Regions from separate parts of the Homo sapiens genome. Here region 1 is linked to region 2. A link is an interaction called in ENCODE POLR2A ChIA-PET data of the cell type or tissue named here. Cell type or tissue: IMR-90. All regions are shown on one strand. Each heading gives the region's core, and the rest is flanking DNA. Links, peaks and the distances in the headings are about the cores only. Region 1 overlaps NTM (neurotrimin). Region 2 overlaps NTM (neurotrimin).

Evidence for each region. ChIA-PET counts read pairs that join two places held together with the same protein. Peaks named below come from ENCODE experiments on the same cell type or tissue, not always from the same donor. Only the 100,000 strongest peaks of a DNase experiment are listed, where the experiment ranks them.
Region 1: POLR2A ChIA-PET joins it to region 2 with 6 read pairs; 3 of 35 experiments call an interaction of 5 or more read pairs at or near these places.

The regions. Positions count from the first base shown.
Region 1 is chr11:132,047,993-132,064,720 of GRCh38, reverse strand. All of the region lies in intron 2 of NTM (neurotrimin), which reads right to left. Among named protein-coding and RNA genes, the nearest start is that of NTM-AS3, 160 kb to the right of the region's middle. In IMR-90, for the core only: no CTCF peak of the experiment used is centred there; a DNase peak (open chromatin) is centred at 7,840; H3K4me3 peaks cover 160 bases; H3K27ac peaks cover 1,581 bases.
Region 2 is chr11:132,103,426-132,120,153 of GRCh38, reverse strand. All of the region lies in intron 2 of NTM (neurotrimin), which reads right to left. Among named protein-coding and RNA genes, the nearest start is that of NTM-IT, 170 kb to the left of the region's middle. In IMR-90, for the core only: no CTCF peak of the experiment used is centred there; DNase peaks (open chromatin) are centred at 7,633 and 8,183; H3K27ac peaks cover 1,697 bases.

The DNA of each region.
Region 1 (16,728 bases), core at 6,293-8,792, 55 kb after region 2:
AAAGAGTAGAGATCAGTTAGTCTTCTCTGCCTGCTACTCTGGCTATTTTCAGGTTTGTTTCCTGCACTGTGTGATCCAGGGCTTTAGTGAGGCTCATTTTAAATCATCCGAAATCCCATGGCTTCAAATCCCTTCCCTTAAAGAAGTCACTACATTGTAGGAGGCCTCACTATTAACTCTTCATTGCTGACAGTCACCTTGAATGTGTCTTTGCTCAATTCTTTCCCATTATTCACTCTTGTACCTTTTGGATAATGAGAGATTGGGTTTGACATATATTCCATATTTCAATGCATGTAACATGTACCTAACTTAATGGCAATTTCACAATTATATACACACTGACACACAAATACACATATATATATGTAACTTTGCTAAATTGCAGTTGTTAGGATAGATAGATAGGTAGATAGATAGATTAGATCTCCTTACCCAAGTCTATATATGGGCTTCTGAACCCCAAATTATTTGCAATATGTGATCCTATGCATTTTGTTTTCCAGAGAAAGAAAGAATTTTTATCAGATTCTTAAAGAGAGTGTGCAACCCACAAAAGACTCACTCTTACCTTTCTTCCTTTCTCTCCTCCTTTCTTTCTCTCTCATCTCCCCTTCTTGTGCTTTTCTGCCTCCTCCTCTCTTCCTCACACTGCTTTTCCAACATGATGTCCCTCCTCACTTTCCCTTGTTGAGTTAGCTTTTAGAGGGAATGGTGTGGTGCCCACGTGCTAAAGTACACAGCACCCTGCTCCTTAACTTTGTGTTGCTTTGTGGGTCATGTTAAGTGTGTTTTAACAGATTCTGACTCTCTGGAGAGTTGACTAAAAGCTTAGAGAGGGTGAAGATGGTGAGAGGAGCTGGCTTATCACAAGTGCTATGTCTGCCTCTTTTTGTAGAGGAGATGAAGTGGAGACAGACTCACATACCAGGATTCCTAATTGTGTTCCCTCTCCAGGCAGGGGAAAGAAGGACACGTCTGTCCATTCCTTACTGCTCTTGAGCCAAAGAACAAAGAGAATCTGGACAAAGAGCAATTCCACCTCAGTCCTTCCACATCAGTATTAAACTTGTAAAATGATTGAAGTCTAAGTCTGAAATAACTGCACAATTAGGGCACCGGAGGGTGGGGAGACACACGATTCCAGTAGCTTTTCAGGCTCTGCTGGCTCAGTGCATCTCTGAACAGGGTACTGTAAAATTGGAATCCACCACTATTTTGATTATTCCTTATCTATATTGCCCTCTGGCCTTCCACCCTCTCATTAATAGACGGAGAAGTCACACCAGCTGATTTTTCAGGGCCTTCCCATTTCCAGCTTTGTGGGATTATCACACTTCTGGAAGAATCCAGCTTCCAAAATGACCTTCTCCATGGCTGTCCGTTAATCTGACTTTGCTATTCCTACTGCCATAGGCTAAATGTTTGTGTCCCCAAATTCATGCATTGAAATTTAATCTCCAATGCAAGGGTATTTGGAGGAGGAGCATTTCGGAGGTAATTAGGTAAGGAGAGTAGAGACTTCCCAGAGGCTCCCAAAAGGGAGAGGAGAGTCCCCTTGCCCCTTCTACCACATGAGGACACAGGAGAAGACAGCCATCTGCAAACCAAGAGGAGGGCCCTCACCAGACACAGAACCTGATGAGACATTGATCTTGAACTTCATAGCTTCCAGAGCTGTGAAAAAGAGATGTCTGTTGTTTTAACCTACCCAGTCTATGGTATTTTGCTCTAGGAGCCCAAAAAGTCTAAAACACTGACCTTTCTCCCAAGCCCCTGAGCTTTCCTTTCGAAAGCCCCACCCATCCTGCCTGGTATCCACTCCCACAAATAAACAAGAGACTGAGAACCCTGGCCTTCCATTTCTTTGTATAATTTACTCCATGGAGTTTCTACTATTCAATAAAGGACTTCATTTCTATTGACTTGCAAAGACCACACATTTCAAGTGCAGCCAAAACAAATCAATGTCATATGAGCCGAACACATTCCTCTAACTATTCCAAAGAGCTAATGATTCTGAAGTCTTCTCACTGTGTATATTTTGGTTAGGGCTGGCTACATCCTGTCTGATTACAAGAATATCTACAATCCTAAATAGCTATGCATAATGTTTGTGGCCCAACATACTTTTATTTTTTTTAGAGTGAAGTCTTGTTGAAAGATTCCCTTCCTTGCAAATATTCCCAATTTCACTCCTTACTACTCAAATAAAAAAAAAAAAGCCTATCTCTTCCATCATATTCTTCAGCAACTTGATGCTTAGTCAAAGTTCCTTTTATAAAATCTCAATTAGTTAGACATTCTGAACTGGACCATTAAAGAAGTGCTGTAGAATGAGCTTCAGGAGTTTTCACTTTGCTGTCTGAAACTAGCTGGGTCAGCACCTGCCAAATCTATTCTTGGCTCTGGCTTGCATGATTAGCCCCCTCACTTTCCCAAGCTTGAAAATATAAAAACAAACAGAAATTACTATGTCACACCACTCCTCTTCCATACTCAGCTGGAACATCTTTGAGGCAGGTTTACTGTTACTGACCTCAGGGTAAATTTTTTGCACCTGGGGTGGTAAATTACTTCCAAGTGAGGCAAAACCAGATGGCCTCAACTTTCCTGGAGTTGATTAGAGTGACTGTACCTGCTTCAGAAGTCTACCAATCACACAGCGGAGTTTGATTTACCATGGTAACTCCTCAGCCAGTGGCTTCTGCATGGTTAGTGGAAGATGTTGAATCTACCAATTAAAACTAGCAAATGATACCCCCTATCTGATCCACACACACACACGCACTCACATCACTTGTTCCTAAGTGCCCACACACAGCCAGCTGCTGCTGAACAAAAGAAAATTTTTAAAAAAATCTTTAAAAAATGGAGCTCCTGCTTGGTGACATACAGAATAATAAAGCAGGTTTGTGACCCTTCTGGCACAATTTCCTGCCACACAAATACAGAAGATGCTTGAACTGTATAACTGCCTGAGGTCTCCTGTGACATTCATCTCCACTTGGCAAGGATGCCCAGGAACATAGGAGAAGGGCAATTTTCCCACTCATGAGTTATCAAATATCTCCTAAGTTAGGCGTGTAAATTCAGTGTTCTGTTATTATCAGATGCTATTAGATCACCATGCATTATCCCTCTCCGGTTTATCATTCAATACAATTCAATTTATTTCTGTTCAATTCAATTTGATTCAATCTAACTCAATTTAATTTAACACATTCATTAGCCACACACTCTATTAGGTATAAGCTGGTATGAAAATTAATAGTTAAACACAACCCTTCTTCACAAGAAACCTAAAATAATTTATCAGCCAGGGTTTGAGGGACCTTTATAATTGCAATATGAAAGATGCTAAACATCAGTGAGTGTAATACCTAAGGTGTTGATAAAGACATTTAGATGACTTTGATTTATTGGCCATTCTATTAGAACGTACACAAAAAATATGCCAATGCTAAGCAAAATGTTATTTATGTATGACACAAAACAGCTGATAACTGCTATGAGATGCTTTACTTTTACATTTCTTTACTTCTTAGATAGTGAACTTATCTTAGTGTGTGACTATCTTGATTTTTGAACAAAAATTGCAACTAGAATGGGTATTTTTTGAAGGACAAAGGAAAAGAAGAAATAGAAAAAAATTGTGCTGCAGCACTACTATATCTTCAATGCAGCATTAACAGTAAAACAAATAAAAATCTAGCAGCATTTTAGCATGCATTCACAAAATGCCATCTTAAAATCACTTAGATCTTCATTATTTTTTCAACATAGCAAAAGTGTTTGCTTTTGCAGATGCTCTAACACAAACATTCACATTCTAGACCAATAAAAATCACAATCATTTGCAGTTATGACCACTAACACCATTTGTAGACATGTAAAATCAAAAAAGATTAATCACACTATATGAAGCAGGAAATACACTGATTTCTGAATCATTCTGCAAACTCAGGTCTAGACCCTCATGAAAAGATAACACAAGCAGAGCCTGCAACCGCACAGAGATTGCAAATCCTAAAGAAACTCCAGGTAGTATACTATTTCTGTGACTGCAAGTCAAAGTCTGTGTTTGATTTTCTATGAGTGGTTTCCACCAATAACATGTGACAGAGTCGAAAGTTTTTTGCATGGCTCCATATTTCTGTATTTATTGTGCGTGTTTACCAACAGCAAAATGTTATTTACAACCTCCTTTCATCAGCGGAGGACAGCAGTTCCAATATTCCAGTTTCTCTCACTGCTATGTTCCATTAAATGTGGATACAACCTCTGTTCATAGCGCAGTAACAATCAAAATTTAGGAAGACTTTACTCTAGGGCAGACTTGCTTTAAAAAAAAGTATTTTGGAGGATAATGTCTCCTTGTCTTCAGCCTCGAATGCACCAGGTAAACGGAGCACCCCTTGCCTACACAATTTCATTGCCCGTTCCCTAAACAGGAAAGAGACTTGTAATAAGACACTTAAGTGTTGAAAGAATCTAGAACGAAGCCCAGGGGGTGGATGTATTGTAACTTTGGGAAGACGTATAATGCCAAAGTGTGGTCTTCGTGTTGAGGCAGCACGCCTGGGTTTTGGCCTGAAGAGGCAGTTCTGCCACTCAACCTGGGGCCTATGTCTCATGTGGAGGGAAGAATCCCCTCCTGGATGCACACTGCTTGAGATATGAGCTTGTCTAGAGGAAGCTGGGGGATCCTGGAGAGCTACAGGTATCTAGAGGACAGGAGGGTCTCTAATCTGGAAGAAATAGGCACCTCCCTCAAAAGGCTGCAGGAGGGACTCCAGAGAACCCATTGCAGGAGGGGAGTCCATGAGGCACTGTGTAGCTTGGTGTGTGGCTGAGGAATGGAGCTGGGAATCAGTGGGGAAAGAACTGAATAACAAATTTGGGAATCCTTGACATAAATACCCTGAAGAAACAAACCAGGCTCTGAGGCTGATGCAGAGCTCGTGGCAGGGGGTGATGGGGGGTGGTGTGGGGCGGGGGAGGATTCGAAGGGCTCTCAAGTGGAGTCCATGGGAACTGGTCACAAAGCACCTACCCCAGTGCATACTTGGATGTTTGGTTTGGGGTAGACATCAGCTTGGCTTGAGTAGTGAGGTTCTGTTTCTCAATTTATAGGACTGCTAACCTAGGATCTGAACTTGAGTTCAGCCGGTACCACACACTTACTGGGAAAGTCACTTGACGGGTTTAGGGTCAGTTTCTTCATTTCAAAATACAAAGAATGTGTCAATCGGTCAACAGACAGTCCCTAAGGCCTCGCCCTGCTCTCTAGTTCTATGACTTGAGGAAAGGTAAACACCTGAAGCACTGTTACTTGGAGGCAGCAAATGCGTCTCTACATTTCATCTTCCTTTGTGGAGGCCAGACTCTCAGAGGCGGCCCTGAGCTGGGCTGGCCATGAGGAGAGGAGGGTGAGGAGGATCCAGGTTGTTGGGCTGCTGAACCACCTGGCCCGTGAATCCCATGTGTCCGACAAGCTCCTCTCTACAAAGAGGCAAGTGTTAGACTAGGGTGAGGGGACAACCAAAAGGGAAGGTGGAGGCCCAGAGGCTGCTTCTAGGCTATGAGGAAGAAGGGATGGTCAAGGCAGGAATGGAAGAAGGGAGAAAGCACCAGAGTGGGGTTTCTTTTCTGTCTATATTGGTTTTTTAAGCTAGAAAGGATAATCTTAAAACTTTTGTGAAAGGAGTTCTTAAACAGAGTTTGCACGCTTGATACCACCAGCACACTGAATTCCCTCTCACTCCTCCTCTACTTCACATTTTCACAATATCTATCACACACATTGTGGGAAACATTGGCTTAATTTCATTCAATATAGAGCAAGTACCCACTGTGCACCCTGCTTCCTACGTTTGAAATGCACAGGTTGTGCATCTACAACAAGGTTCAAACAAGAGGATTCAGGCCCTGGGCTGTGATCCTATTGGTTTCGTGATGTTCTGGAAGTCAGTATGTCTCAGACTCAGCGAAGAAGGCAACTTCCTGTTTTAGGTGGCTTGCTAAATAAAATCTTCTCTTCCTTTCTGAACTCCCTGCCCCAGCCAAACCCACACAAAATAAGGGAAGAGAAACATACTAAGAATAGGAACTTGAATAATCCCTGAAAGATAGCAAGCAGAGAGAACCAACCATGGCAAGTGCCCATGTCAAGAGGGGGATGAAAGTCTCGAGATGGTTGGAAGCAACACAGCATTAGTCATCTCATTGCAGTGGGAGAAGTCAGAAAGGCTAAATCTCTACACCAAACAGAAAGACATGGAGTGCATGGCTTAAGGCTAGGAAGGAGACTTAATCCGCTTCGCAGGGCAGAGTTCTCAAGGCAGGTGACATTGGGAGGATCAAGGACTCACCACAGCCAGGACCAGAGCACTGCCCCATAGCACATTCCACGCCTTCCCCATTTTTACCGAAACCAGCACACATTCCAGCAGCAGCACCTCCCGCCCACTTCCTCCATCAGAATGCAAGGACAGGCAACAAGCAGACAAATGGTCATTCAGCGTTACAGAGATGGGTTCAATCCAGAATCACCAAACATTTCACAAAGAACGCCACCATGAACATCAAATAAAGAAACAAAATAAAAGAGGCTCAACAGACAGAACAACTCAAATCAGAGGGATCAGAGCTAACAGGGAAAGGAGAATAGGACTGTATATGTAGGTTTCATGTCCACAGAGAGATAAAAAAATATTTCAGTCATGAACAAGGCTAGGAGTTATGAGACAAGCACAGACTTGTGAAAAAGGACCCAAGTAGAGATCTTGGAAATGAGAAGCCACTGGGCAATGGTCTTAGGTCAAAATGATCACAAAATGAGGTAGAGGAAGCTGATGAGGCACAAACAAACCAAAAAACAACCAACAGCGCCAGTGAGAGAAGTCCCCAGCTGCAGGATATTTTGAGTAAGGGAAAGAAAGATGTTGAGAAAAAAACACGCGGAGTCTAGGCCCACTTCAAAATCCAACTAAGATGTTTCTTTAGGGTCTACTATGTTTGTGTGATTCCCCTCACAAATTAAGCATCTGCAGTGTCCCCTCCAGAGACCATGAAGGAGAAGACAGGATTCAAGAGAAAACACTAAGGATGCAGAAGTACAGAGGAAAGGAAGGGGCAGCACAGCTCAGAGGAACATGAAGTGTTTGGCGAAAGGGGACTCGTGGTGGACACTCATGTTGGGAGGAGTAGGAAAAATTGCAAGTATTTATTTTCAAAGATGTTTTCTTAAAAACTAGGCAACTGAAAGGACATTACTACAATTCTTGAAAATATAAACACACAGCTGAATCTGTTTGACAAAGTAGGACAAGAAAATCAGGGAAGAAGTTTTTGCACTACCACATCACATTGCTAAAACATGCCTGAGAGTGAAAACGAACTAGATTTATATCTGCATTTCTAGAAACCTAAAAAAAAAAAATCCAAAATACACCGTATATTTTAGACTTAATCTCTGACAATATTTACTGCATTGTGTCTGTTCTCTTTCTTTTCTTTTTTCTTTTCCTTTACAGCTGAGCACACAATCAGATAGCTCAAGTATGATAAGCACCCGATTGAGGCTAAACATTTGCTCTTTTTTGCACGCCAAATGATTTCCATCTTTGCCTCAATTGTGTTAAGTTTATGAAACCTATGTTTTTTATCACTGGTATCAGCACTTTCATTTTTCTGTGGGGGAAGAATGCAGTGAAGTATTCAAACAATCGTACTAACACTGCTATACGACAAAGCAGGCGGCGCCCCTGGAACCAAGAAGCTGTCTGGTGGGCAGCACAGCTGGTGGTGACTCATTCATCAAGGCGACACACAAGGCTAGGCTTGGCATTTGCAAAGTGGTTTCCGTGGAGTGCACTGGGGGATTTGTGGACTGTGCAAGAGTTGAACATACAAAGGTTGAGGATCATCTCTGTGGGTGTAAGAATTTGGCTAACAGTGAAATAGGGGCAGGCTAAATGAAGAAATGACAGAGTTTGACAATGTAACAAACTGTCAGGCAAGGTGGGTTGAGAAGAGCAAGAAAAGACAGAAGCATAATTTTAGTGTTCAAAGATATAAGATTCCCTGAGTCCAAGAGAGTCTGATTCTCCTTGTCTCTCCATTCATTGATTAATTCATTCATTGACGTATTCATTCATGTATTCATTGCCTCATCCTAAATATCAAAGATTACCTCCTATATGCATTATTAATCTCTGCCTTCAGGGAGCTTACATTTTAGTGGGGAAGATGAAATATCAGGTGATATGGCAGATGATCTATGCTAGGAGCTATCAAGCTATTTTTAGGTATTGGACATCTCTCTGCCAATGAACTGCTACATTGAAAATTTATCAATGTATACAAGTGGAGCTGCTATTTTGGGGATAGGGGATGACGTGTAGGAACTCAGAATGTAGTCTTGCTCTCTTTCTCATAGCCATTCTCTCTCTCTCCTCCCTTCACCCTCCTTCTCTCTTCCCTTTTTAAATCATCAAAGTTTGGAATACAAGTATACTACAGTCATGGTTTGGTATTTACTGAATAAAAATAAACACTTTTAATTCTTAATTTTACAATGGGAGGAGTTTATCATTTCCAATTAATCTGCCTACTGCAAAAATGAATTATTCCTCAATTGAAACCTGCTCATGAGAATTTCCCACTGTCCCACACCTCATACTTTTCTACCTGAACACACAGCTGCCTTCCTCCTCAGGAACCATGGAAAACTTGGAATATTCTAACGTAGAACTACAGTGAGGAGTGGCATTTATCCAGCAGCTTCTGAGTGCCGAGTTCTGTGCTAGATGCTTAAAACAGGTCATCTCATATGATCTTCACTTACAAGCCTGCCAAGGACAGATTATAAGAGAACTGTGTGGAGACAGAAGCTCAGAGAGGCACAGGGCCCAAGGCCACCCAATTCCTGAAAGAGACGGGATTCAAACCCACATCCTCCTAGGTCTTATGTGCACACTACCACTGCCTCCTGGCCTTTGTACTGCTTTGATGGTTCTCTCTCTCTCTCTCTGTCTCTCTCTCTCACTCTCGCTCTCTCTCTCTCTCACACACACATGCACACGCACACACACCTCTTTGCTTGGAAATACCCTCTCCTGATGTTAAGCACTTTCAAAATGCACGTTTACTGTCTCCTCCTCCCTGCCTGTCGTCCCAGGCTGCAGCTGCCACTCCTGATGCCACAGGGTTAATGTGCCAAAAAGCTGTTTTTCCTCTACTCTAATAAACATGTTTCTATTCATTTGCAAGTTGGTGTGTTTGTTTATTTGATGGGCTCATACTATTTGAGTATGCCCAGATAATGTGTTAACCCCTCTGACGCTAGGGCTCTCCAAGTGCCAGCCTCAGCCCTGGGCATGCCGGCCTCACCATGCTCAGGGCTAGTCCCAAGGGAGAGGCAGTGTCTTTGAGAGGTGAAACATGGAGGTGAGTGGGGTGAGCACCATAATTGGAACAGCTGCGTTCATTATCCTAAAACAAATTTAGTGCCAATAAAAGGTGTTCAAGTGAGAAGATTTAAGAATGAAGATTGACAGTCAAAGAAACAGCCACATATGATCCAACCTCAAGGCCAGCCCCATCCTTTGCAATCTGCCTCACTCCATTCCAATGCCATGTAGGCATTCAGCTTTCTGCTGGCAATGTAGATGTAACAGTGGTTTTCAAAAGCTGGAATCCACTTCCTACTGCAACCTCACACCAAGCCCTTGGAATGCCTCACCAGTACCACCGTTTCCTCCCTTGACCCCTCCCTTAACCACAGATAATTCATTCTGAGCTACACTCCAGGCAGGAAGGGTGTCTGATCATTTTCCATGTCCTCCATCTCAATTCCATCATCTAAGGGAATTATGTGCCTAGATTTGCTATAAACTAGATGGATACTTGGGTTAGCTTTTGGAATGCCACCAGTACTCCCTCAAGAGATTCACTTTTTCAATTCAAGATTGATAATGCTTATAAATCTCAAGTTCATAAGTTAGTATATCCCCTGCTGCCCCTCCTTTCTCTTTCTTTGGGTCTAGATTGACTGTATTCTATATTTACAATATGGAATACACTCTATTCTACCAGCTACCAGTATAGTCAAGAAGATGCTGACATTCCTTTAACTCATTGAGAGCTAACTCTGCCTCCATCCATCTGCCTCTCCCTAACATGGGAATTTGCTCTGGGCTCTTCAGAAGAAGGATTTCACATTAAAGTGTATTCACAATGATTTGGCTATTTTCACTGAATAGGACTACGAATCAGAATCCACTGTGCCCATCCAGTAGTAAGCGCAGACAAATGGCATTATAGCTAAATCTACAGCTTCGTTTAAAGAAGAAAACCCAGTCAAGACTCTAAGGTGCTAATCCTGAGTCTCCTGTGGAGTCCACACAGCTTGGCTATATAGCAAATCTCAGGCCCTTTTGAGACAGCAGGCTAAAACTGCACTGTGGAAACAATATTTTGATTTATTTTGTTTGTTTTTCTTTGAGACAGTCTCACTCTTTTGCCCAGGCTGGAGTACCGTGGCATAATCTTGACTCACTGCAACCTCTACCTCTCAGGCTCAAGTGATTCTCCTGCCTCAGCCTCTGGAGTAGCTGGGACTATAGACGTGTGTCACCACATCTGGCAAATTTTGTATTTTTAGTATAGATGAGATTTCACCACGTTGATCAGGCTGGTCTTGAACTCCTGGGCTCAAGAGATCCGCCCACCCTGGCCTCCCAAAGTGCCGGGATTACAGTTGTCAGCCACCGCACCCAGCGACTTTTTTATTGGGTGACCACTACATCTGCTACTGTAAATAGACCCTAAGGTCCAGTGATACTACTCTAGTGGAGAATTGGCTGCTGATCCTGGAAGGAAACCCACCAATTAGGGTAATCAGCACAAAAAAATAAAGAACCTACATTAAGTGCCTTCTGCTTTAGAAAACACCTGGATTCATCACACAAGATGGAACAAACAAGATAAATCCTCTATTTGAGTATTTGAAGCAAGAATTCACTTAATTTTGCAAGAAATTTATTTGAGAGGTTGGGTAGTAGATGAAGAAAGAGTAGTTCATCCTCATTTTTTCATGTTATTTCACCCTGATAAGGTCTGCCTCCTGTCCTCATTAATCCCTCTACATTCCCCAATCCAAGGAAAACACCTAACAGCTTGGTATAGAATTTCAGAATTCTTTTCCTTTGCATTATGAAAGAGACTAGAGAGTCTCTGTAGCATGAGTTTGTTTGGTGACTAGATGCTCTTTTCTCCTAGCCTTGGTGAGGTAAGAAGAGCAGCTGTGAGAATTAACAAGACCAGAGTTCTGTGCCTGGATCCGTTCTTCATCTATGGGTGACCTCACAAGTCCTCTGCCTCAATTCTGTCACCGAAAGAATGACCATTTTACCTGGTCAGGCCCTGGCATCGGGTAAGCCTCGGATCAAATCTCATCTCCATCACTTGTCAGGTGGGTGACCTTGGACACATTACTCAATCTCTCTAAGCCTGTGTCTTCATTGGTAAAGGAGGACAATGACAGCTACCCCCTGATAAGGCCATTGCAAGCATTATGCTGAATCATGCATGCCCAGGGCTGAGATGCTCATCATTTTTGTTGTGATCGGTATACCACAGCAACTAGTGAGGTTGATGAAATGCAAGGAAAATGCAGTGGAAAGCTATCAAACACTGTACAAACAAGATGGGTAGCACTACAAAAGCAGTATTTTGTTGTTGTTGTTTCATTATTGTTATTCTACCTCTTAGTTTAGGTCCATTTTAGAGTGACAAGAGACACCATGAGAAAAAAAAATCCAGGGATTCCTTCTTTTACTTATGGGGAGCTTTGACATAATTGAGAAATATATGTTTGTGAAACATTACTAAAAGGTTAAATGAGCATTTACACACACACACACACACACACACACACACAGTGAGCCTGGAAAATACGTTTGTGAAGAGATAATTGATTCTACTATTCCACTTGCCCCCTAGAAAAAAGAAAGGGAGAATGAGGGAATCCCCAAATCAAATAACATTCCCTTCAAATACAAAACTTGGAGCGAATAAGCAATTGACTTTCCCATTTGGTGCCTTAATTCCTGTCTGTTAGATTTCCTGCTGTTTCTTGCCGGAAAATGTTATTATCTATCACTCTTCTGGAATGAACAGGGTGGAGTACATCTCTCTGAATCTCACTCTCCCTCTTCCTTGCCCTGATAAGCATGGCAGAGCTGGGGGCTGTTGACAGGATTCACATTTTCAACTGATAAAGTGCCATTTACACTATGAATGCCAAAAGAGTGGTGGGTAGTGGTACTCAAACATCACTGTCTAAGGGGGGAAATAGACCAGGACTCCCAAACTTAGAGAGAATGCCGGAATGCTGGTGTCCAAGAACATAAAAAGGAGGAAGGGAAAAAGGGAGAGTTCCAATTAGCATTCATGTCAGTTATTCCTGGTGAAATTGTGGGATCACAGCTTTGTGGATTAAGGATTAAGAGCAAATTTGGCTTTGTAAATCTCCCTCCTTGGGATAAATATCTGTTGAGGATTTTCTAAACCAGTCACATATTTCTTTAACACCCCAATATTTTTACTTTCCTTTAATAATTAGCTTCTATATAAAAGGCCTGTTTGCAATTTTTTTTGCCCTACATTTTAGAGGTAAAATGTCCACTGCCAATTTAATTAGTTCTCTTGCCTCCCACCTGTCTCTGACCTGGCAGATGAGCAATGGACCAACTAGTAACATCCCTCAGTGAGCTCACTGGTCAGTCTGGGCCCATTATTCTGCCAGCTTCCACAGAACTGGATCCAATCTTCAGGGATCATGGTGCAATAAGCAACCAGCTTTGATGCATTCTCCACAGTCTTTTCTGAAATAGACTCAGCACTTGATAAAGCTCACATATGGCTTTGTTCCTCACATTCCGGATCAGAACTGTAGACGGAGTAGTTAGATGAGCAGTGAGGAGTGGCCAGGGCTTAGCCAGCATTCTACTGACACTGCTGTCTAAGGGGTCCTCCTGGGGAGGAGGGGGCTCTTGGCATCCTGTGCCAGTCCTGCCAGCAGCTTGTCAGCCTGACCATCATTAGGGGCTGCTGGTCCAGGCAGTCGGAGCCTGGGGGACTGGAGACACAGGAAAATATTAAGTGATATGCCAAGAAGGATAAGGCTCCCTGTGGCCAAAAATCTTACTTCCTTCCCTCCTGGTCACTGTAGACACTTGGTATCCCAGCAATTCCAGAACCCACACGGAGTGAAAATATAAGAAAAATATAAGCAGTTGAGACTGCGGATTCAAGATCCAGATTCCATCATTCTGAACCCTGACTTTAACACAGAGTAGTCATGTCATAATCTCTCAGGGCCTCAGTTTTCTCATTTATAAAATCAGGATAATAATGGTACCTGCTTCACAGGGTTACTCTAAGGATTAAATGAGCTAATATCTGTGAAGCAGTCAGAACGGTGTCTGGCATAAAAAAAAATCATCGTCATATGTTACAAATAAATAAAGGTAGGCACTATCTGTATTTTTCCACCAGTGTGACTGAGACTTTGAGAGATTAAGTTACTCGACCAAAGTCACAGGGTTACAATTCAAACTGACATGTATCTGACTCCACAGGGAAAATCCTTAACCAAGGAGCAAGGCATCTGTCTTTACCAAGGTCAGCCAACCCACTGGCACCAAGACATCCTTTCCACCACCCCCGACTTGCTGCAGGGCTCAGATTTCATCAAGTCCTCTTTATCAAGTTCCTATTACAAGGCAGGCATAGTTATGCAGAAGAAGAACCAGACAAGGCTGGAGGCAAGACATGTAAGTATGAAAAGAAAACTGCCAGAAGCAGGCAAATAAGGCCAAAAGAGAAGAGACACCAGCCAGCCCTGCAAGCTCCGCCTCTGCCTCTGCTCTCGACACACTGGCCCTGCAGGTGTCTGTGTGCCCCACATCTGGTGGCCTGGGCACCTTTTGCTCACAGGCAGTTCTCTATCTTGCCCTTCCCTAGCTGCCTCCTTTTCATCCTCATGGAGCTTCCAGATGCCCCAATCTAGGCTTTGCCGCCATAAACCCTCTCAGAGCACGCACCTCTCCTTGGAAGTACAGATCTCAATTGGAAGCCATTATTTGTGTAATTGCATGTTTTCGCCTGTCTCCCCACTTCATGGTAAGATCTGTGAAGGCAGGGGCAGTTTCTCTCTTTCCCCACAGTGAACACAGTGCCTGCTATACAAAAAAATCATTTGCCCAGCCCCTTTCCCCCCAACTTTGTTAGGAATCAATTTCAGGAATTTCCAGAGCAAGAAAATCCTCGTAGGGGTGGGCTGGTTCACAGGGCTCTGAGGACCAGCCATGGAAGGTTCTGCTGCTGCAGGACAGAGCTGTGCTCCCAGGCTGCTCTCAGGGCCCTGGCTGTGAATTTCTCTAACTTCCCTCTCCAGCTGCTTGACCCTGGCTGGGTAACTATTAGCTTGCCTTTCAGCAACGCATAGCAATACGAGAAAGAGAAGCTCATCCCTCCTACCTCACCCTTCTCCCTTCCCCAGTCCCCTGCCAGCATTTTCTCTCTAAACCCTAAAGTCACCCAACTGTGTCATGCTGCCAGTGGCCTCAGTTAGGTAAATGCCACTGAGCAAATTTCCGACTGCCTTTTGGGATAGCCTAAGTCTGAAATTCAGTAAAGGTCAGTGGGAAAGCTGGGAGAGAGACACTGCATCTTTCAGAATCACCTGCTCAGGAGGCTGCAGATCTTTGTGTATCAAAAACTGTTGGAAGGGCCCCCCACCCAGCAAAGGAGACTCTCAAAAATGAGACATCAGTTTTCCCTAGAAAGTGGCTCCTCCTCCATCAAATCAGAGACATGTCTGACCGGCAAAAACCTTGGTGGCCATCCTCATGACTGAGCTAGACTGAAATGTCCCTCCTTGCTTTGTCTTTTCCCCCATCAGGTTTTCCCACCCTGCACCCATGGCTGAACACAGCATTGGTCCTCTTCCCCAGAGGTGTCACATCCCACCAGTCACGCTGCCATTGAGATAGGCAAAACCTGGTCCCAGGTGAGGGTGATGGAGCAATGTGTATCTCATCTCCAGCCATGCTGATAACTCCCAGCTCACAGCCAAGGGCGCTCACCTCTCACTGACAACCCCTGCAAGAGACCCCAGAGCCAGTGTGTGTTGGAGGAGCTGATCCTCTGCTCACTAGAAGGGTTTCCTCCTGGCTGCTCTTCAGCCTCACAACCGCACCCCTGCCCCAGCCTAGCCTCTCTTCCAGGGAGGAGACTGGCATGGATGAAAGGGTGTGGCTCCCTCCTCAGGTGCGGCCAGCCCCATAGCATGAAGGGGGAATGTGCCCTTGCCTTTCTCCTAGGAAGTGTGCCCTGTAGATGTGAGTCTCACAGTCTCCATGCCTGGGCCGCCTGGGGGTGTCTTCCTCCAGGGGTCACTTGGAGGAAGTGTTCTTGTTGTTGCTGTTTTCAGACATACTTTATGCTCTATCCGTCTCACTTTTGTCAGATGTGTCTGATTTCCTCTTTTGTTTCTTGTCCTCAGGTATGTGAGGTGTGTGGCCTCAAAGTCAGGAGGCTACATCTCCCTCCAATTATATTTCCCTTCAATTGCATTTCCTATGACCTGGTCATATCTGAAAAATCGAAATTCCCTTTTTCTGGGCTCATAATTAACAGAAAAATAAAAACAAAAATCCTGAGCAGCAATGCAGAAGTCCTTCTCTCTCAGGTCAGTCAGCCTTGAATCTCCTACAGGGTAAGGGCCGACTCTTCAGAAGCCCCGATCCAGCACCGTGCACAAATAGGTGCAGAAGGAAAGAGTACACGGTTTTCATGTAATAGCTGCTATAAAAAAAAAAAAAAAAAAAGAAAAAAGAAAAGAAAAACAGCTCTGTAGTTCTGGTGTTTTTGTTAGTTTTGTGTTCTTGTTGTCGATATTGCTGGGTTTTGGTTGGGGGTGTCTGTCTGTTTTGAGGATGTCAGAATGAGAATGCTGAGACCAGGCTGACCTGTGCTGGGATTCTCAACTTCTGGGTCCCTGAGCCACTGTGGTTGTATCTTGACACAAACATCAACCGTGTTCACACTACTTTCTCACACAAGGCTTCAGATAGACTCCGGAATTATGACAAGAAATGCAGAACCCTTTGCACTCTGAAGGGTGAGAAGAATCTGTTCTTTTCCTGTTTCCAGAGGTGAACACAAGAAAAGCTTCAGTGGCTGTCATGGTTGTCCTGTTAGTCCCCAGGAAGTACTGGCCCCTCTATTCTTGGTGCTAAAGAATGACTTAACAATTCCCCACACAGGGACCAGAAATGTATTGATCGTGTGGACCCAGAGATCTTTACAAACTACAAAATATAATCTGTTTTCTCTCTTTGCAGGAGGCTCTTGGGCTCTGCTTTGCCGCTGAAGGGAGGGAGGAGGTGGCGGCATGGGGGGTATTGCTGTCTAACAATGCGTTCCTTCACATTTGGCAGCAGAGAGGATCCCCAGGGATTGGTCAGGCAGCAGTGTGATCTGAAGTTCTTCTATATACCCCTAGATTTTGAGCTCATCCAAAAGACACATAAAAAAGGAATGGTCTCTTCTTTCTAACAGTTTAAACATAGCTAAGCAGAGCAGGCATGCAAGCATGAGCCCATGTACACACGCAGACATACTCAGCTATATAAAAAAAAAAAAGTTAATAGG
Region 2 (16,728 bases), core at 6,713-9,212:
GAAACAAAGACAAGAACTAAAAAAAAAAAATCATCAGCCGAGCTGTAGAACCAAGCTGTGACTGGGAGGGAAGGCAAGCGGGGGGCTCAGACGGGGGTCCTGATTCGCGTGCAATAGAGAATGCCCAGAATCGCATTCTTCTGAGATTTGTCAATTTCCCTTCTCTCTAGCTCTGATGGGGGCTTTTTACACCAGAACATATACTCTTTATATAGCGTGTTATAAATCTGCATCTCCCCAGGAGCTGATGCAAGGCAGCCATGCCATTCTCATGCTAGCCCTTGATGGGGACTCGGTCTAGACCAGTGGCACTGCTCTGCTGTGTGAACCCTAACCCAGCACTGCCTGTGCATTGCCAGGTGATTGCATTTCATTTAACAGCTCTGCCCTTCTGTAGCCTTGGTGCAGAAGGTCCCCAAAGCCCATCAGATATGGCTCTTTGGCAGAGAGGCGTGATGCCACGGGACCAGAAGACTGCCAGCTTATTTCCATTGTGACTGAAAATCCCATTTCAGCCTAGGATGGCAAAGGCAAACAATTTAATGCATTAACCTGCACTGACTCCTCACCCAGCTGCTTCCCGTCCTGATTGAACGGTAAGAAGGTTAATTATTCCCAGGCTCATCTTCAGACTTCACAGACCATATCATCACTGCTGGCAGGGGTGCCTGGTCTGGCTGAACCCAGGCTGTGGAGGCCGGTGGTGGTAATGGAATTGGCTGTTCCTGCTGCTGCGACCCCAGCTCCACTCTTTGATATCAGAAGGGTCAGTCATGATGTCAAGCGCACATGTCCCCATTCCAGGAGTACAAGGAGTGATGGTTTTTCTTACTGCACAGTGTGCTTTGGAAAATTTGCCCAACTGTAGCAGTGCACCCTTCAGCCATTGATGATCTCAGTAGACACCACTTGCAGGACGAGCACCTTCTCCTTACAAATCCAGTGTCCAGGGTGACCACAGAGCTACAGCCCTGGGGAGCTACAGCCTCTGGGAATAAGCTCCAGACACAGTAAGAAGTAGAGGAGACCGGCTGATGCCAATGTGGGGCACTGTCTGCCCAGGTCCCAGGGCCCAGAGCATGGGGGCCACCCATGGATGAGAGAACATCTTTTCATCCGCTGGAAACTGGAGAATGAGACAGAGAAAGAATGTGGCAGGCTGGGGGGAGAGGCGCTTCTACTATACACTATCTATCTCTACTCCTCCCCCTCCCAGCCCCTTCACCCCCTTGAGGACATCATCCTTAAAATATATTTCATTTCACAGCTGCATTATGGTACCACAAAATCCCGGGAATCCAATTTAAGAACAGATTACCTCCTCACTTACTTCATTTGAAGCAATTACATGTTAATTTTCATTGAAACCAGCCTAATGCATACCAATCTGACGCTGCGATCTCATTTGAATACGTAAGGGAACATCCAGAGAGTTTGGGGGTGCCAGAGATTTATATTTAAAGGGCCACTTCATCATTCCTTTTGTTGGTGGGCTCTCATCTATTTCTGGTACCCTTTCCGTGGCTCTTGAGGACAGAAGTTCTCTCATGGTGAAATAAGAGCAGATAAGCTTTCTCCAAAACAGCAGTAGCTGTCCTTGGAGAGGAAGCCCGTGTTCCGAGGTTTCTTTCTTCTCTCTGCCATTTATGTGCTGTGCGATTGCGATGAAAACACCTCCACCTTGCTTTATCTTCCTTGCAAAGTCAAGATTTATTCTCTGCCATCTGCACAGGAGAGATGCAATGCCAAGTCCCAGCTTTTTCTCAGCCTCAATCCATGCTCAGCCCTCTCAAATTGTTGATTACCATATATTGTATTCCCAACCATTCACCTAAGGAGGAAATAGCTTTCTAGACAAGCCTTGTGCATTGATTGCAGCCACTGGTAATTAATAATACTCAGGGACTTTGGAATCAGCTGGTCTTTCAGTTTTAGAATAGGGAAGTTAAAAAAAAAAGCTTATCTGCTCAACTTACGCTTTTAAAATACTAAAGAAATTCATGTTTGAAGCTACCGCTTAATTAGATTGTAAGACTGTAAAGGACCCTGAAACTATTGTGAAGATGCAATATAAATGTGTTTTATATTATGTTGCAATTAATCTACTATGACATGGAGGCAGGCAGATGGGAGTGACAAGATTGATTTAATTCAAGTTAGCGCGGAGTCATTGGTCCCAAGGCAGCCCAAGTTCTTCTTCAGTTTTGAATTAGGTACTTGAGGGTATGAGCACAGACAAGGAACTGGACAGATACCTATAACTAACAGCTCAGTGTTGCCCTGAAGTAGGACAGGTGTCTGGGGTACTTTTTATTCTGTACAATGCTCATTTATTCAGCGCCCACTGTGTGCTTGTTCTTAGATTCAGAAACAGAGCAGTAAAGTATTTTTTAAGTGCTAAGCCCCTGTTCTCATGGAACTTACACAAACAAAACCCCAAATAAACAAATACATCAGAGAGTAAATCCAATGCAGACCAATAAATTCCTGTGTGGACAACAGGAAGTATGGAGAGGGGTACTATTTTATTTTTGGTATATCACATCAGCCCAACAGATTTTAGCCTGGGAAGAATCAAAGGGCCCGGTTGGTCTGCTTCTTTAGCATTGATTACATTAATGAAATTAATGCTTTATATATAAGAATATTTCAAAGCCCTTTGTCAAATCACAGCCCTTCACTTCTGAGAGCAAAGACTTGTCACTCCTTCCATCAGCAGAAGCTTAGCTTGGTATTGTCCATCACATGGCCAGGAAGCCAAGCAAGGTGGGGCACAGACTAGGGAGAGGGGCCCATGCTCAGAGTTTCCAGTCTGAAGACTGACACACTTTTCTAACCTTTTCAAACTCAATCAACTAGAGAAGAAACAAAAAGCAATGCTCCCTTCCCTTATGGAGACATTGGCAAACACTCTCTTTGTCTTCGTGTAGCAAGAATGAACAACATTTGCATTGCTAGAGGGTTAACTAGACTGGTAGAAAGCAGTTGCAATACAAAAAAACAATCATTTTAAATGAACACTCACGATTTCTAATAGAAATTTTCCAATGCAGAATTAGAAATGAATGTGAGTCATTCTGGAACTTTGGACTTCTATGACTTTGGGGGCTGATGAGAGTCTGCCTTGATCAAATGATGCCAGGAAATAGTCTCACCTCTTGAGAAAATATTAGCATAAGAAGCTCTGTGTTGTCCTCGATGGATAGTTTCCCCCTTACTTTTCTTCGACCTGGGCTCCTTGCAGAATTGTTCTTTCTTCCCTACACCTATATTTCATTCACTCATATTATTTTAATTAACTACACTAGTTTTCAAGTCTGCAAATGAGGATAGCATCACGGAAAGGGGCTGAGCCATCTGTTAGATGTGGTGAAGAAAGGTCTATAACTGTCATCCTCAGCAGAGCTCACGCTTTTGGCTGGATCTTAATAATCATGACTTGCATTTCCATGGCATATCACAATTTCCCAAACCTATGCATGCCTTCCTTCCATATCTCCTGGTGCTGGGCACTATGCTAGGTCCTTGAGGTAGAAGGAACACTCCTGCTCTGAATGATGTTAAGGACACCCTATAGTTACTACTATGAGGGTGGTTAAGTACAAGATGCAGTAAGAGTCCAGAGAAGAGGTGCGGGCACTCATGTATCTGTCCCCTTCATTTCCCAACATTCTCTGCCTTGCTCTGTATCCAGAAACTGCATTCCCTATAATTCCCAGGCTTCCTCTCCCTCTGGCTTCAGCACTGTCTTGGTCAATGGAAGAGTAGGAGAAAGTATCACCCCCCACTTCTGTTTGGGTACTATCTATGGGCAGTGTCTCCCAGTGGCTCCAGCCCCTACCTCCATGGTCCTAGCACTTGCTGGATTGGCCTGGCCCCTACTTAAAAGCAGTTTCTCACCCTGTGTCCCTCCAGCCCTATGGAGTGTGTGGAAGTGGGAATAGGGTAGTCAAGTCCACCATTGTTTACTCCCTTGGTTGCCTCACCCTCTCCTGGTAGGCTTCTCAGCCCTTGCATCACATGTGCAACCAAGTCCAACTACTGTTATACCTAGAGTGGTTTCTGACTGATACGGTGCCTAATCCAGGGAACTGGGAGAAAGGAGAAATGCTCAGAGAGACGCAGAGAAGGCCACACCTGAGCTGAGTTTAGAAGAAGCTATAGCAGTCAACCAATGGATGAATGGGGCAAAGAGCATTACAAGGAGGAGGATGAGCCTGTGTAAAGGCATTTTTAGGTTGTTTTGCTTATTTGCCCCAATAGAGAAAGGATCTTCCCAGGTTGAGAGCTGATGAAAGAGCAGGGCTCACCAGCCCTTGCCACATAGTGTGTGAATGATTTGCAGGTAAAGGCTCCTACAAGGTTTGAGTGATAATCAATGAAGGGAGAGGAACGCAACATCATCATTTTGTAAATTAAGCAAACATTAGAAAGACAAGGGCAAGTGGTCACAGAAACACTGAGTCATGGCTTATTCAATAGCTCCTGGGTCCCTGGCTGAATACCGAGGCTACTGTGCGTAGAACAGAGCATCACCATCCAGACTACGGCTGAGCCTCCTCCCACAGAGTCATCTCCTCTTTCCCAAATTCCTCTGGAAGTTTGTGTGTTCCTGACAGGAAAATGTTACCTATGTCTACCTTTCCTTTGTTTTCGGCCCTAATCTTATTGTATTTCTTTTCTTCAGCTTTCTTGGGGAATAATTGACAAATAAAACTTGTATATATTTAAGTTGTGCAATCTCATGTTTTCCCATTCATATACATTGTGAAATGATCACTGCAACCAGGCTAATTAACATGTCTATCACCTCGCCTCCTCACCATTTTCTTTTTCTTTTCTTTCCTTTGTGGTGAGGATACTTAAGATCCACTCTCAATATACTTCAAGTATACTATCCAGTACTGTTAACTGCAGTCACCAAGCTGTTCGTTAGATCTCCAGAATTACCCTACGTAACTGAAACTTTGTACCCGTTCACCAGCATCTCCCCATTCTCTCCCACTCCACCCACCCTAGGCAACCACTAGTCTACTCTGCTTTTATGAGTTGGATTTTTCTAGATCAACATATAAGTGAGATCATGCAGTGTTTGTCTTTCTACGTCTGACTTATTTCACTTAGCCTGAAGCCCTCCCCATTCATCCATGTTGCCGAAAATGTTACCATGGGATCTAGCAATCCCACTTGTGGGTATATATCCAAAGAAAATGAAATCACTATCCCAAAGGATTGTCCTCACTCCCATGTTCACTGCAGCATTAGTCACAATAGCTAAGATATGGAAGCAACCTAACTGTCCAACAACAGATGACTGGATAAAGAAAATGTAGGCATTTGTAGAATGTCTATGCCCCTGGAGCCTACCCGTGATACTGTGTGACCTGGAACCAGTCAGGCCACCTTTCCCAATTTAGGTTTCCTCATCTTAAAGAGGCTAAACTTGATGATCTCCAAGATCCTTCCCCCTAGAAACAACCTATTATTCTAGTTCGGAGTTTAAAATGCAAACATTAATTTCACATACTCTTCTCTGCCTTATAGGATCATGAGTGAGTTATCTGCAAATACAAAGCCAATGGCCAGGGGTATGGGAAAGGAAGGAAGGCAGGCAGCAAAGGAAAAAGGGCAGCAGCAAGTTGGGGAGAGCAGGGTTTTTATGAGACTGATATAATTACTGTCATAGTCTGAGTAGCTTCCCTCACTGAAAGTAACTTGCCAACTGCAATCCAACCAAGGCAGCCAACCAAGTGCCCTGCATTGCCCTCTCGTGGCTGATCAGAAAGGGACATTTAAGGAGGAGGACACTGGGTCGCAGGGGCCTAACCTGTGAGAGGCTTTCATAGGGGCAGAAAAGTGTTCGAAGTACTACCCAGCTCTCACTGCAGGAAGCCAACTGCCTTGATACATGCCTTGAACAACACTTGCTCTTTATTTTAAACACATTTTTAGATGTCATGTCAAAAGCAAGATAAGATCTTTTCAATAACATTCCATATTTACATCTCTTTTATTTTTTTAAACAAAAGCTTGCATCCGAATAGAAATAAATCTTCAAAAGACGCCTTTTAAAGAATCCATGGGAAAGAGAAAAATTTGTTGATGATGAAATAAGTTCAACTGTACAATATGAAAAAACATCCTTCCACAAGATGATGAAGAATGACATGAAAAGAAACAAAAAGCCTGGAGTCAGGTGGAAAGAGCCGCAGCATGGGTAAACTGAGGAATCAGCATGGAGCAGCCATCAGTGGGGCTGAAAGCTAGGGCCTGATGTTGACTTCTGTGCCCTTTCCTGTCTCTGAGCCCAGCCAGCCCTTTGTCTCTCTAGTCCTCCCAGGGCTTGGAAAGTGAGCCTTAGGATTGCATGGAGTCCTTCGAAGCACAACTGTACTCTGGAAAGAGACTGCTAAGGTGACTTTGGGGGTCTATATTTACTGCCTCTCAATCATTTCCAGATCCAATTGGCTTCATTGACAACCCAAGAAATGATTGTGTTAACTGCCTGGCACTGAGCACACCATCTGGGAGTGCCTCTCACATCCCAGCCAGTGGTGGAGGCATTTCAATCAGAGCTCATGGGGATCCAGGTTGATGAAGCGGGTGCGGCGAGAGAATCCAGTGCATGCCAGAGCTGTCGGGGTCTTCCATCCTAATGCAAGCAAACGCTTGTTTTGATCAGTAGGGTACACAGATCTGAAAGAGACCTAGAGGGAAAATGTGTACGTGGTGCACACAGACTGGCTTTCAGATACAGAGAATTAGAGTCAGGATGTTAAGATAGCTTTCCTCTTTGTGATCTCTGGATGAAAATACTATTTAAATGCAAATCACAGAGGCGTTCATTACAACCGTGGATATGATTCCAACATTATTTAAGAAGCAAGTCTCTAGTTGAATATCTTACCAACCACCCAGGAGAAGTGCCTCGCTGAGACTGGGCACGGGCTGCATGGAAGTGCCACAAGACTCGCAAGTAGAGCCTGCTCCCATCCTTAACCTGATCAAAGCAATCAGGTAGTGTGCATGATGTATGCATGTACGGAAAAATAAACACTTTGAGGGACGGGCCCAGCTATAAACAATACCTAGGAGAGGATGACTGGGAGGAGCTGCTTTCAGAATCTCACTGGGGTAGATTCTTTCTGTCTAAAAACATAAAAGATGGTCCAATAGGCCCAGCAGGAATTCAGATATCTTCCACGGCTTTTCTGGAGGTAACAAGACCCCCTCTGGCTGTTTCCCCAACTGTGACCAAGGAAGATTATCTCTGTGATCTTTAAAATAAGAAAACAGAGTTGGTGTTGTTTTCATTCAAAGCTAATCTGAATAGAAGCCCAGGGGTGCATTTGATCAGCAGCCTCTCCTGCTAATCCAGAAGACTTGCCATGTAATGTGTGTGTGTGTGTGTGTGTGTGTGTGTGTGTGTGTGTGTAAGTGTGCAGTCCCAGAAAATGTGTGTTAGACCAAAACAGCATTCGGTCCAAGTTTTGCCCTCTGAGAGCCCGGGGGGACGTCATGATTAGAGAGCGGGATGCCTTCTCTAGTGGAAGGCCGCCTCTTGGCTGCATTCAGTGTTGCCTACATAGTACTTGGCAGTACACACCCTCCCACTGGGAGTCTCGTTTTCTTGCTGTTGACTCCACCAGTCATTCCCATACCAAAGCTGAAACATCATTCTCTATCAAATCAGAGAAACACAAGAGATTCTCTAAGACTTCTCATTATTTACTAAGGGAATGGTTTCTGAAAATGTCTTTCTTCATTTTTTTCTTTCTTCCTTAGAAATTTTTCCCCTAAGAGTTGAGCTGTACCCTTCTGTGAAACATGTGTGCAAGAAGAGAACTAGGCTGAATAAAAGACACTAGTTTCTTTCATTTACCATTCAATGCCTTATAGTGGACAGGACAAATGGTGGCAAGACTGATTCAATTGTGGTCTGTTTAAGATGCTCCAATCTGCATAACACTGTCTTAGCCTGGGTCACACACCAATCCGAACTAGAATGCACCACATAAAGAAGGCTATGCATTTTGAGATGAGAAGAGAGAGATGGGGAAATATAGCTTGGCCTTCATTCAGGACAAATGGGAAAGGAAAAATGAGAGGGAGGGATGACCTTTTGTTGTATGGCAGAGCAGCTATTTGTAGTCTGAGTCATTTCTAGCCTCTGTTGAGAAAAGCAAAGTTTCTCTCTTCCTTTGCCAAACGCCTATGCGAGAATCAAACTGGTTTCCTTCTGCCTCAAGCACGAATCACTGACAACCTCGCCAGAAAATTCAAACTAGTGGTGAAGCATCTTTATTACTAACCAGGATTATGGAGACAGATCCAGCTTCCAAGTGGTGTTGATTGGTTAGAAGAAACGTATTCTATTTTACCTATTGTAGAATTTAGATAGGAAGTCATTTGGTGCGATGAATCTGAAGCCTAGCACTTATTTTTCTTTAGCTGACTTTGATGTCTGAGGAATCTACAACTGTTTTCAGGAGGTCAGTTCTTAAACTTTCACTGATCTTCCTAAAACAATCCCTATCTTACACAGGGCATACTGTGACACTGAGCAGCCATACTGGCTTGCTTAGGACTGCAGAGGACTGCAGCATCACGAATTGGAATTTGAGCTCCTCGATGCCTGATGCTTACCCTTGTGTCCAAACCTCTGTGTTGCATTAAAGCTGTATGAAGGCTTATGAAAAACAGTTCAGGATGATAGATCCCTTCTGTTCACTTATCTTGTGCTGAAAATTTTTTGACTGGAAGGCTTGTTTTGTTTTTGTTTTCTAAAACTTTTAAACATAGAGAGAAAGGAGATTAAAAAGTCAAGGAATCAAGAAAAAATATATATGTATATATAAAAAATACATATATTTATATATGTGCACATATATAAATACACACACAACACAAACGTACACACACATAGGCATGCACATAAATTTCTGGGGACTTCCTGCCACATGCATTGCTACCAAGGAGACTAGCCCGTTCTGTTTTAAACAGGGATTAAACTTTGGACCATAGTTTTCTTTCTCTCTGTCTCTTTTTTTTTTTTTTTTTTTTTTTTTTTTTTTTTTTTTTTTTTTTTTTGAGATAGGGCCTTGCTGTGTCACCCAGGCTTGTGTGCAGTGGCACAATCATGGCTCATTGTAGCTCTGACCTCCTGGTTTCAATCCTCTTGCCTTAGACTCTAAAGTAGCTGGGACTGCAGGTGCACACATCACCATGCCTTTTATTTTTATTATAAAAATATTTTTTAAAATTTTTTAAATTTTATTTTTAGTAGAGATGAGGTCTCTCTATGTTGCCCAGGCTGGTCTCGAACATCTGAGCTCAAGTGATCCTCCCACCTCAGCCTCACAAAGTGTTGGAATTACAGGCATCAGCCACCATGCTTGGCCTAAGTTTTACTTCTCTTGTGACAGAAAGTGAGAATTCATATGCTATGTGAATAGAGAAGTTCAATAAAAACTCTGTGTTGATTCATTGAAATTTTGAACATATATTTAGAAATAACAGTATATTTTAATGTAATTTTCAAATAAAAATCCTTGTCTCTAAGTTATCTTTTGCCATAAAATTTCAACCAAACATGGATATGATTGAAAGCATTTGCAGTGAAGCCCTTCAGCCAAAAATGGAAAGGCATTAAGCCCCATGCCACAGGGCAACGTGATATTAGGAATATACTCAGTGCATACCTCCAGTCCACTGGATCACACTTCAGCCATATGTCGACAATTCAGTTCTCCGGAGAGGCAACTGTCCTTGGCAGAGATAAGACATGCAGAAACTTTGAAGACCATATTATTTCCTAAGTGTTTTGGTGCCAGGAAAACCAAAATTATGGAAAGAAGAGTGCATTATTCACTTATGTAATCATTCATTCATTTGTTCAGCAAATACTTTTTGAGCATCAAATCTGCACCAAGCAAAGTTCTAGCCACTGGGGTATAGCACACAAAAGACAGGGCATAGGCCCTCCCCTCCTGGAGCCTATGCACTACTCAGAAGAGAAACAGGAAGAAAAAAGATGCAAGTTTATTGCAGAGAGCAGTAAGTTCTCCGAAGACAACACACAGGGCATTGGGCTAGAGTTGAGCCCAAGTGAAAGGTTGTTATGTCTTTAAGGAAGTCCATTTTGAGGAGGTAACATTTGTCCTGAAACCCAAATGGTAAGCAGGAGCCTGTCAGGTGGAGGACTGGGGGACAGAAGAGGGGAGAACCAGGCAAATTGTAAGTCAGGAATGGAAACCCAAACATCTTATGTCCTCACTCATAAGTGGGAACTAAGCTATGAGGATGCCAAAGGCACAAGAATGATACAATGGACTTTGGGATTTGGAAGAAAGAGTGGGAGGGAGGTGAGGGATAAAAGACTACACATTGGGTACAGTACACAATGCTGTGCACACTCAGTGTGCTGAGAGAGGAGAAAATGTGGCGTCCCGGAGCCGAGAGGAGAGCAGCATGGCTGGCCAAGAGGCCCAGTGGGACACAGTGGACATGGAGGTGAGGGGAAAGTAGGGGCTAACTCGTGTAGGTCTTGACACCTTGATAAGTAGACTGGATTTTAAGTATGAAAGGTTCTAAGCAGGGGAGCAATATAATAGAAGATTCATGTTTTAAAAATATTTAATTTTTTTCCTTATAAACAACAGAAATTTATTTATCATTGTCCTGGAGGCTAGGACATCCAAGATTAAGGTGCTGGCAGATTCAGGGTCTGGTTGGGCCCCACTGCCCGGTTTATGGATGGCACATTCTCGCTGTGTCCTCACATGGTGGAAGGGGTGAGGGAGAGGATGTAGAGAAATGGGAATGCTTTTACACTGTTGGTGGGAGTGTAAATTAGTTCATTGATTGTGGAAGACAGTGTGGCAATTCCTCAAGGATCTAGAACTAGAAATACCATTTGACCCAGCAATCCCATTACTGGGTATATAACTAAAAGATAAATCATTCTACTATAAAGACACATGCACACGTATGTTTATTGCAGCACTGTTCACAATAGCAAAGACTTGGAACTAACCCAAATACCCATCAATGATAGACTGGATAAAGAAAATGTGGCACATATTCACCATGGAACACTATGCAGCCATAAAAAAGGATGAGTTCATGTCCTTTGGAGAAATATGGATGAAGCTGGAAACCATCATTCTCAGCAAACTAACAGAAGAACAGAAAACCAAACACTGCATGTTCTCACTCATAAGTGGGAGTTGAACAATGAGAACACATGGACACAAGGAGGGGAACATCACACACTGGGGCCTGTCAGGGGCTGGTGAGTGGGGGTAAGGATGGCATTAGGAGAAATATCTAACGTAGATGATGAGTTGATGGGTGCAGCAAACCACAATGGCACATGTATACCTATGTAAAAAACCTGCACATCCTGCATATGTACCCCAGAACTTAAAGTATAATAATAATAAAAATATTTGAATTTTTTTTAAATTTTTTATTTCAATAGGTTTTTCGGGGACAGGTGACATTCGGTTTCATGGATACGTTCTTTAGTGGTGATTTCTGAGATTTTGGTGCACCAATCACCCGAACAGTGTACACTGCATGCAATGTGTAGTCTTTTGTTCCTCGCCCCGCCACCCTTCCTCCCAAGTCCCCAGAGTCCATTGTATCATTCTTATGCCTTTGCGTCCTCAGAGTTTAGCTCCCACTTATGAGTGAGAACATATGATGTCTGTTTTTCCGCTCCTGAGTTACTTCACTTAAAATAATGGCCTCCAATTCCATCCAGGTTGCTACAAATGGCACTATTTCATTCCTTAAAAATATGTTTTTGCCTTTCTTTTGGAGAACAGAGTATCAAGGGAAAGTCAAGATAACAAAGAGGTCAGCTAGGAGGCTCATGCAGCTATTGTCGTTTTGATGACAGCGGATTAAACTAAAGCCTGTTGAAATAGAGGTAAAGGTATGAAGTGGGGATATATTTTGGAAGTTCACTCAACAAAATGTGTGAATCGATTAGAAACAATGGATATTACGAGATGGGGAGGAAAGATAAAGGAGGGATAAAGTTTGTATGCGGCATTTTGGTGTGAGCAACAACGTGGAAGGTGGTGTCCTTTATTGAGAAGGAGTAGGCATCATTAACAAGGTTTGAGTAAAACAAAATGATCATTATATGTTTGTGTGGGACTTTCTATCAGATCACTATACCTATAAGTCAGGAACTCAGTGGAGATGTTGGAGCAAAGATATCAATTTATGAAAGAGATTCCAGGTGTGTACATGCAGACAGGGTACAGAAGACATAGGATGAAGTCTTTAGCATGACAACATTCAAGATGGTGTAGTGCACCATGCAGAGCTTAGAAAAGCTGGACAAAGAAAACTAGGGAGTTATGTGTCATGGAAGTCAAGAACATTAGGAACAATGAGAACATATCATAGATTGTTCCCATGATACATTGCTGCACAGTAAGCTGCCGTTAACTCATTCAAAAAAAGTAAAAGTCAGGCACAGTGGCTCATGTCAGTAATCTGAGCACTTTTGGAGACCAAGGCAGGGGGATCACTTGACCCTAGGAGTTTGAGACCAGCCTGGGTAACAAAGTGAAACACTGTCTTTACAAAAAAAATTTTTTTAAATAAAGGAAAAAAAAAGATTAGCCAGGCATAGTGGTGCACCTCTACTTCTAGCTACTCAGGAGGCTGAGGAGGGAGGATCTCTTGAGCTTGGGGAGTTGAGGCTGCAGTGGGTTCTGACCATACCACTGTACTCCAGCCTAGGCAACAGACTGAAACCCTGTCTCAAAAAAAAAAAAAAAAAAAAAAAAAAAAAGGATAAATCTTTTACTTGAACTACCATTCTACATTAGCCCATTGCAGGTCACATGAAAACTTCAAGATGTTACAAATCCTTGAGAAAAGTTAGTTTTGTGTTGTGTGAAACTGACTTGACTGGAAATCAGAAGAGGACTCTATGTAGGGAGTAGCTGACAGTCCCAATGCCTCTGCGTCTTTCTTTTGGCCAGGGGTAACATCCATGAGAACGGGTCTCTATTCTAACCACAAGGGCTAATACAGTGCCTGGCTAATAAATGTACACTGAATGAAAAAAGGCATATGTCTGGGAGTTTTACATGCCTTTTATGGATTTTTTTTTAAACAAAAAGATTCTTAGAGTGAAAGGAGAACTCAGCTTTTTCTCAAGCTTTCACAAAGACCGGCACTAAAATAATCACTAAAATAATCTAGGTACATGCTTCCTAACCCAGTTGTGACTATCTATGGCTAAATGATCACGCTCAGGGAATTAAACATCGCAGCTCAATGGCAGTACACCTCTGGGCTTTTCACAGGCAGCGAAGAGTCATCAAAGACATCCGAGGCATTGCCAGAACACCTGGGAAGGGATGCTGTGTGAGTCTAAGATGTATCATCACGATCACCCGAGCCCTGGACTTTTAACATTTTAAATAAACTCAGTTCTGCCTGAGTTTGTTTAAACTCTGCAGATAGCTTATAGGTAGGCTGTGGGTACAGACAGATGGGATGCCAAAGACAGAGGAAGCTGTGCAAATGCCAAGTGGCCAGAGCAGTGACCAACCTGGACACCTCCTGCTGGGTACTTTGTTTACTAATCTCCTGTTCTTGGCAGCTCCTTTGGCGTGGTCACGTGGCTTCTCCACATGGAGCTGCTTAATTGCTTCCTGCGGAGAGTTTGACCATTTTAATCCAGATGGCTCAAATCTCCTTGGCACCGACCAAGCTGCCCCTTTCCCAGATAAAGCCCAGTTGTCTCATTACCTCTGAATGGTCCCCCTTTAGACAAACTCTCCAATGACTTCCATCTTGGAAAAGCTAAGTTGAAATATCATACAAAAGGCAAAGGAAAGAGAGGGCGGGAAGAGAGGGAGCCGTGTTGGTATCACTCCCCTTTCCCTTTTCATTTCTGGAATATGAATGTGTTCATTTATAACTCAACATTCAAACTAATTGTTAGCTGAAGGCTTTCAAGTAAAAATGTAGGTCAAGCAATATTATGTGGGATAATGGCAATTGTTTCAGCTTCAGGGAACATGTAAGTAATTGAACCTCACTATTTCACTGACTTATTACAGACCAATATCCACCCTGGTTGCCACGGAGCCCATGATCCCAGGCCACCCTCAAATTGACTTAGGTTTAAGCTTCCCTTGCTGAGCTGGGCCTGGGATTACAGCAGGGACTTGGCAGGCTGGTGGAGGGAGTTACAAGGTTCTCTATCTCTGCCTCCCTCCCACACATGCACAGGTGCCATCTAGAACATCCCCTCTTTCTCGATATGGAAACAATCTTTAGGTTAAAACGGAGAAGATGGTTAGAGTGAAGGTGGACCTCAAGCCAATGTCTGCCAGCATGAAGCAGACAGCAAGGCTGCATGATGACAGAAGCCTGCAGTGTCAGCCAACCAATCTGAGAAAAGTGCCTGGGACCCCCAGCCTGGAGAGTCAACTCATGACAATTAAGGACAATTAGTCACGTGGTCTGGCTGCTGCAGTGCCTAAGTCTCATACTGACCCTGGAAACAGGATCAACGCTTCTCTGCTGCCTGCTGGGGTTTTGTCTCTTCCCACTGTTTTCTCCATTCCTCCTGCTTACCGTGGTCTTCCTCTGGTTCCTTTCTCCCACCTCTTCTTTCTTTCTCCACTTCCTAATGGGCCTCTTTACTATGCTCCTCTTCCCTTTCTTTTGATTTCTCTTCTCATGTTTCTCTCCCAATCATTGAATTTTAATAGCTCTCTTTTCTACAGTTTTCTGAGCTAACAGTACTACTATATTAATAAGCAGACATATTTATTTATTCTGAACCTACCAGTGTTCCACACCCTTGGGAATTTTCTATGTTCCAAGTTTATTCATCTGGAGATACGGGGCATGGTTTCAGGAAACGGCGTTCCATCTTAAGCCATGTTCAGACTTCAGGTCTCAACTCGTGCTCCTTCAGCTGTGCGTGTTGGAGCTTTGGGTGAATCCTTCCACCCACTGGGAGGAAAGTGATGGGGATGTGGGTCAGATAGGGTGAGCTGACACAGTGAACCTGAGGTCTCCTCACGGTGAAAGAAGGAGGACATTGTGAAAGCTCATCAGAGATGGGCTTCCTTGTTTGACTCAAATGTTGCCCTCCTCATTTGGCTTCCCATGAAATATATATATATATATATATATATATATATATATATATATATATATATATATATACATATGTATATATGGAGAGAGAGAGAGGATCTCCCTGTGTTACTCAGGCTGGAGTAATTACAGTAATTACAGTGCCACAATCACAGCTCACTGCAGCCTTGACCTCTCAGGCTCAAGTGATCTTCCTGCCTCAGCCTCCTAGGTAGCTGGAACTACAGGCATGTACCACCATGCTCAGATAATTTATTTTTTTTCTTTTCTTTTTGTAGAAATGGGGTCCCACTATGTTGCCCAGGCCGGTCTCATACAATCCTCCCTCTTTGTCCTCCTGAGTAGCTGGGACTAAAAGCATGCACTACCACACCCATTATTATTATTATGATTATTACTATTAGTTATTATTATTTTTGGTGGGGGGGGGTCCCACTATGTTTCCCAGGCTGGTCTCGGAATCCTGGGCTCAAGCAATCCTCCTGCCTTGGCCTCCCAAAGTGCTGGAATTAGAGATGTGAGTCACTGCACCTGGCTGAAATCAATTTTTAAAGAGCTAGGGTATTTTTGTATCTTTTACTACTTTATAAGATATAAACTTTACGAAAAAAATACATGAACAGGAAGGATGCAAGGAAAGAAGATGGGACGGGGGAAAATGGAGGGAGGAAGGGGAGGAAGGAAGGAAGGAGGGAAATTATCCTATAATCTCATCACTCAAAAATTTCTACTGTAAATATTTTGGTACATAGCCTCATGCGGCACAGCCTGTTGCATGCACCATAACAGATCCACTTTGACATAAAGATGCCCCAGCTCTTAAGGCACACAGATTCTCTTCTTAGGATTACTTCTTTCTAGTGCAACAAACACATCCTAGGTGCCAGGAGTTGTGCCTTGCACAACTGGGAATAGAACAACAACAACGAAAAACACAGTCCCGGTCTGCATCAGATATACTCTGTAGAATGACCTTCCTAAACAACACACATACAAGTTGGTGTATACCATACGCATAACTTCAAATGTGGTCCTGCTACTAATAGACTATTTGAAGTTCAGAGGTGCTATGCCTAGGTCTGCTGATGAAGGCCACTTGAAGGGACAGCAAGGGAGAGGACAGGCATTTGCCCACCCTCTGTTGTGTGTCAGGCTCCTTGCTCTGCATTTTCATCTGCACCACGTCATTTAACCCTCCAGCCTGGGAAGACCTTTAGAGGTAAGGAAATTAAGTCTCGGAAGAATTAAGTGTCTTGACTAAATTCACAGCCACTCAGTGGTACAGTTGAGACACGAATCCAGGAGGCAAAATATGCACACTACCTTCCCTTTTAGGGTTAAGTATCTACATGCAGAAGCTGCAGAAATCTCAGGAAAGGAAAGAGCAGGTGCCATAGGTATCTTCCCTCCTTGTTGTCACCTGCCCCAGCCATATGTAACTGAATTAGCAACAACGTAACAATATAACCTGAAGCTCACTTAATAGTTTTGCACTAAATAATACATTAAAATAAATAAATTATCCAGACAAACTGTAGGAATACGAAAAGGCATTTTCACATGATTGCAAATCTCAACGTT